2 separate regions of the Homo sapiens genome follow, and region 1 is linked to region 2. A link is an interaction called in ENCODE POLR2A ChIA-PET data of the cell type or tissue named here. Cell type or tissue: OCI-LY7. All regions are shown on one strand. Each heading gives the region's core, and the rest is flanking DNA. Links, peaks and the distances in the headings are about the cores only.

Region 1 (2,913 bases), core at 114-2,613, 190 kb before region 2:
AATTTCATGTCACGGATAACTGTCCTTTTACAGAAAGGATATTACAAAAACAAAAGAAAAAGCAAGTAGCAATAACAACAAAAGCAACAGAGCATTGCAAGTCTAAAAAGACTGGAAATCACTACATTCCTATTTTAAATAAAATGTGAACTTTTTAGGTGTCAGGTTGATATTCATTCCCATACTTAGACCAGGCATGGTGGCTCACACCTAAAATCCTAGCACTTTGGGAGGCCAAGGCAGGAGAATCACTTGAACCCAGGAGATCAAGACCAGCAACACAGGAAGACCTCATCTCTACAAATAACTTTTTAAAAATTATCCAGGTGTGGCAGCACGTGCCTGTGGTCCCAGATAGTTGGGAGGCTGAGTCAGGAGGATCACTTGAGCCAGGGAGGTTGAGGATGCAGTGGACCACAATCAAGCAACTGCACTCCAGCCTGAGCAACAGAGCGAGACCCTGCCTCCAAATTAATTAATTAATTAAAATTTAAAAATATATTCCAAATACTTAAATTATGGAAGGGGTGCCTCTTCACCTTTAAACAAATTGGTTTTCTTCCCAGGTCATTCAATGCAGAAGTGGCAGTGAAGGGGAAGACCCCACCACCTGGAGCCTTGTTTAAATTTCCTATGGTTAAGTTTATCCATATCACCATGTATGAGTGGCTCTGCTCGCAGAGGTCAGCCAGAAAGGCAGGATGCTAATGGTTCCAGCCCAGGCTCAACAATCAGACAAGCTGGGCTCAAGTCCAGGTTCTACCACAGCCCAGCTCAGTGACCCTGGGCAGGCCACTTCATTTCCACGAACATCAGTGCCCTCGTGTGTGAAATGAGTCCTTGTGTGTACCCTCTGTGATCGTAGTGAGGATAAATGAGGCATGTCAAGTGTTTATTACAACGCCCGGCAGGTTGATGAACTACTCCCTAGTCGCTATTATGATTCCTGCGTCCTATATCATGGAAAATATGCAGGAAAAGAGGGTAGTCCATGTGGATTCAGCATCAAGGCAGGGTGGAAGGGAGACAGTGAAGGGAAATTCATGGAATAAATTCCTACCTACAGGAGATGTTTGTCACTTGCCTTCAGGCCCTGAGTCAGATATCACTGATGCTTGGAAAATATTGAAGGGGCAAGTTTATTACTGCAGGTCAGCAAAGAGGTTTCCGTGTTGAGTCAGAAATAAAAATGTTGATTCCTGGGTTGAATCCTGGAAGCCTACAGTGTCAAAGCCAGTAATAGGGTGGTCCCTTAATCTAGAGGGTCTCTCAACCCAGTCTAAATCAACACTGTCAGCCAGGAAGTTACAGCTTGTCTTCAGAAACACTCAGATCAGCATAAGATTGGCTCAAGGACGGGTTGCCATGACAACCAGGGGTCAGTTTGAACCTCCCCTCCCTGCCACACACACACACACACACACACACACACACACACACACCACTACTCAGGCCTATCTTGCCAAGTGCCTGGCTCTCAGAGCCACAGAAGCTGGGGTCCTGTAGGTAGAAGAGAGCACGTGTCCCTACCCATTCTGCCACTCTGCACAGCACTTGAAGCTCACAGCTCCCCAGGAGCCTTATTAAACTGTACTTGATGGAGCTGAAGGCACTCTCAGGATAATTGCTCTCTCAAAATAGCTCGCTGGAAATGATCAGCTGTGGGGCCCCCGGGAACCAGGTGGGAAGCTAAACTTGGGCTCATCAAAGCACCAGGGAGAAGGGGTCCTCAGTGAATCAAACACCTTCATTCTACCCCTGTCTGTCCTGTCCCCTCAATGTCCTCCCGTAGAACTGGCCTACTAAACTCTCCCCACTCTGGTGTTAGAAAATAAAAGTTTAGGGGATTCTATTTCCCAGGGGTTTTGCAGACTAATGGCTCTTGAAAATTAAAATACTTTCAGCCTCAAGGAAGAAATCTCTTAATAGGGGAATTTCAGACTCCTGGAAATGGTGACAGACAGGGGTGGGAGTAGGAAGCAGGTGGGGAATGGTTCAGGGACACAGTGAGAAACCCCTTTACCCAGAAGACTACAGTTCAGGTTTAAAAGTCCAGCGGGTCTGGGTTTGAGTCCTTCCTATGTGACTTTGACTAGGAACCTCAGTTCTCATGTCTGTAAAATGGGGCCATAACACTTAACTTGTACGGCTGTTAGTACGAAGTCTGACACAGTATCTCAAGGCCTCAAGGCAGGACCAGCCAAGAACACTATTGTGGACCCCCAGCCAAGGACCACAGTTGGTCTGACAGTCGGGGCCCGGACCAGGCTGTTCATCAGTAGAACTACGTCCTGCTACAGGAGTAGACAATGGTGGAGAGAGGGGCCTGAAAGAGGAGCAAATTAAATAGCCAATGCAGGGATGCAATTATAAGTTGTTGGTGTTTTTTTCTCCCAATGGAGGAGGCTGAGAAAACTTGAGAGCACTGAACACTCAGAGTAGAAAGAACGAGAGGAGGCGCCAAAGAGGGCAGAGACAGGGAAGAGGGAGGACACCTGCCCAGTCAGTCACTCCCTGGCCTGGGACTCCCAAGACAGAACCACTGCCAAGTAAAATGGGTCAAGGGAAGAGAAGGCAGCTGACAAAAGACTTGCTGTCTCAGCAGGATGTCTCAGGCATGGCAGTGGCCAGTTTTAATATGAATGATGTATGGCCGCCCATACCACAAAGCTATCGACTGCTGCTCTAGCTAAAATGGGCTGGCTCTTATAAAACCAGTGTAGCTGCTAGTCACAGGGGTTGCTGAGCTAGGAAGAAGAATCCCAGTCAATCTGGGGGAGATCTAGATTTGAGACCAGCCCCCTAGGCCCCCCACTCCACCACTTGGTAGGGCCATTAAATCATGGTCTGCTAATCCCTTCCCAGGGAGGAGTCAAGGCACAGCAGCCTCTTTAACACAAAGGTTTCAGGAGA
Region 2 (2,913 bases), core at 178-2,677:
GCTGCCTAGGCTGGTCTCAAACTCCTGAGCTCAAGCAATCCACCCGCCTCAGCCTCCCAAAGTGCTAGGATTACAGGAATAAGCCACCATGCCTAGCCATAGCTGCTTTTTAAATAAAAATTTTAAAATACCTTTTTGTTTTGTTTTGTTTTGTTTTGTTTTGAGCAGGAGTCTTGCTCTGTTGCCCAGGCTGGAGTGCAGTGATGCCATCTCGACTCACTGCAACCTCTGCCTCCCAGGTTCAAGCAATTCTCCTGCCTCAGCCTCCCGAGTAGCTGAGATTACAGGCGCCCGCCACCACGCCTGGCTAATTTTTGTATTTTTAGTAGAGACGAGGTTTCACCATGTTGGCCAGACTGGTCTGGGACTCCTGACCTCAAGTGATCCTCCCGCCTCAGCCTCCGAAAGTGCTGGGATTACAGGTGTGAGTCACCGCACCTGGCCAAAAATACCTTTTTATTATGTACATTTTGAAAGATACACAAAAGTCAAAAAATAATGTAATAACCCCCCTTTTCCATCATGCTACCTCGATAGTCATCAACATTTGGCCAGTTGTATTTCATCTGTCCTCCTTTTTTTTCTGCATTATTTAAAAGTACATCTCAGACATCATGAATCAAACACTTCTTGAGAGCTGATGTGTCTTGTTTATGTTTCTCATGGCCTTTAGCTTAGTATCTGGCCCCAACAGATGAAAATTGTTAACTGAATTAATCAAGGAAAAATGTGATTCATTCATTCAAAAATTCATTCAACAAATACTTATCGAGCAGCCACTATATACCAGACACTCTTCTAGGCATTGGGGATAGATTCTAGTGGAAGGACACAGGAATGAACAAATGAATGAATGAATAAATGACAAAATTTTAATTTTTTTATTTTTTTGAGACAGAGTCTCACTCTGTCACCCAGGCTGGAGTGCAGTGGTGCGATCTCAGCTCACTGCAAACTCCGCCTCCTGAGTTCAAGCAATTCTCCTGCCTCAACCTTCCAAGTAGCTGGGATTACAGGCTTGCACCACCACACTGGCTAATTTTTGTATTTTTAGTAGAGGTAGGGTTTCACCATTTTGCCTAGGCTGCTCTCGAACTCCTGAGCTCAGGCAATCCACTTACCTTGGCCTCCCAAAGTGCTGGGATTATAGGTGTGAGCCACTGCACCCCGCCAAAATGACAAAATTTTAAAGAGCACATTACTGCAGATTACCTGGGGCAAAAAAAAAAAAAAGAAAGAAAGAAAGAAAAAACCCCATAGTGATAAGTGGTATGCAAATAATTAAAACAGGTGAATGTGATAGCAAGTGATTAAGTGGCTACTTAGAACAGGTGGTTAGGGAGAGCCTCTCTGAGAAGGTGACCTTTATACTGCGTCTTGAATGGCAAGAAGGAACCAGCCGTGGGAAACTGAGTGAGAAAAGCAGTCCAGATGGAAAGAATAGCAACTGCAGTGTCCCTAAGGCAGAGCCAGCTTGACTGTTTGAGGAACAGAGAGAAAGGCAGTGTGGCTAGAGTGTGGGGGTGGGGGAAGTGGCAGGAGTGAGGTCTGAGAAGCAAGCAGAGGCCACATCCTGTAGGGATTAAGGGTTTTGTTGAAGGTTTGTCTGGAATCCATTGGAGGCTTTGCAGGGGAGTGATACAATCTGTTTAAAAGATCATTTTGCAGGCCACGTGCGGTGGCACATGCCTGCAATCCCAGCATTTTGGGAGGCTGAGGCAGGTGGATCCCTTGAGTTCAGGAGTTTGAGATCAGCCTGGCCAACACGGTGAAACCTCATCTCTACTAAAAATACAAAAATTAGCCAGGTGTGGTGGCACGTGCCTGTAATCCCAGCTAGTCAGGAGACTGAGGCAGGAGAATCACTTGAGCCTGGGAGGTAGAGGTTGTAGTGAGTAGAGATCGTGCCACCACACTCCAGCTTGGATGACAGAGTGAGACTCCATCTCAAAAGAAAAAAAAAATCATTTTGCAGCCTGTGCAATATATCAGACCCTGTATCTACAAAAAAAACAAAATAAAAAATTAGCTGGGGCCAGGCGCAGTGGCTCACGCCTGTAATCCCAGCACTTTGGGAGGCCGAGTGGGCGGATCACAAGGTCGATTTCATCCTGGCCAATATGGTGAAACCCTGTCTCTACTAAAAATACAAAAATAAAAATTAGCTGGGTGTGGTGGCGCACACCTGTAGTCCTAGCTACTCAGGAGGCTGAGGCAGGAGAATCGCTTAATCCTGGCAGGTGGAGGTTGCAGTGAGTAGAGATCATGCCATTGCACTCCAGCCTGGGTGACAGAGCGAGACTCTGTCTCAAAAAAAAAAAAAAAAATTAGCTGGGCACATGCCTGTCGTCCCACCTACTTGCAAGACTGAGGCAGGAGGATCACTTGAGCCCAAAAGGTCAAGGTTGCAATGAGCTGTGATCACACCACTGCACTCCAGCCTGGACGACAGCAAGACTCAGTGTCAAAAAAATTTAATAAATAAAAATACTTTTTAAAAAATAAAAGATCATTTTGGCTGTGGTGTGGAAAATAAGGCATGTGGTGGCAGGAAGACCAATGAAAAGGCAATTGCAAAAGTTTAGGAAAGAATGATGGTGTTTTAGGCCAGGTAGGAGCAGCAAAGATGGAGAGAAATGGAAGACACAGGAGATGTGTTGGAGGCAGAGTGGATGGGTCTTGCTGACGGATTCGATGTGGAGCTGAGGGAAAGAGTCAAGGATGATTCCTGAGAGAAGGAAGGCCACTCTTACAGACTAAGGGGCACCAGTGACGGGGAGGAGGCAGTCGGGGGTTCCAGCTAGTGAACAGCAGTGTGGGCATACATGACACCAGGTGGAGTCAGCCAAGCTCACACAGTTTTACTTCAGAAGCTTCAGCACCAGCCTCAGGTTCCTCGTCTGTAAAATGGCC

What was found. ChIA-PET counts read pairs that join two places held together with the same protein. Peaks named below come from ENCODE experiments on the same cell type or tissue, not always from the same donor. Only the 100,000 strongest peaks of a DNase experiment are listed, where the experiment ranks them.
Region 1: POLR2A ChIA-PET joins it to region 2 with 5 read pairs; 4 of 35 experiments call an interaction of 5 or more read pairs at or near these places.

What each region holds. Positions count from the first base shown.
Region 1 is chr14:75,409,223-75,412,135 of GRCh38, reverse strand. No RefSeq gene overlaps it. Among named protein-coding and RNA genes, the nearest start is that of JDP2-AS1, 17 kb to the left of the region's middle. In OCI-LY7, for the core only: no CTCF peak of the experiment used is centred there; no DNase peak of the experiment used is centred there.
Region 2 is chr14:75,222,518-75,225,430 of GRCh38, reverse strand. No RefSeq gene overlaps it. Among named protein-coding and RNA genes, the nearest start is that of TMED10, 47 kb to the right of the region's middle. RefSeq lists enhancers at 1,914-2,811, 2,812-2,913. In OCI-LY7, for the core only: no CTCF peak of the experiment used is centred there; a DNase peak (open chromatin) is centred at 1,500; H3K4me3 peaks cover 855 bases; H3K27ac peaks cover 1,714 bases.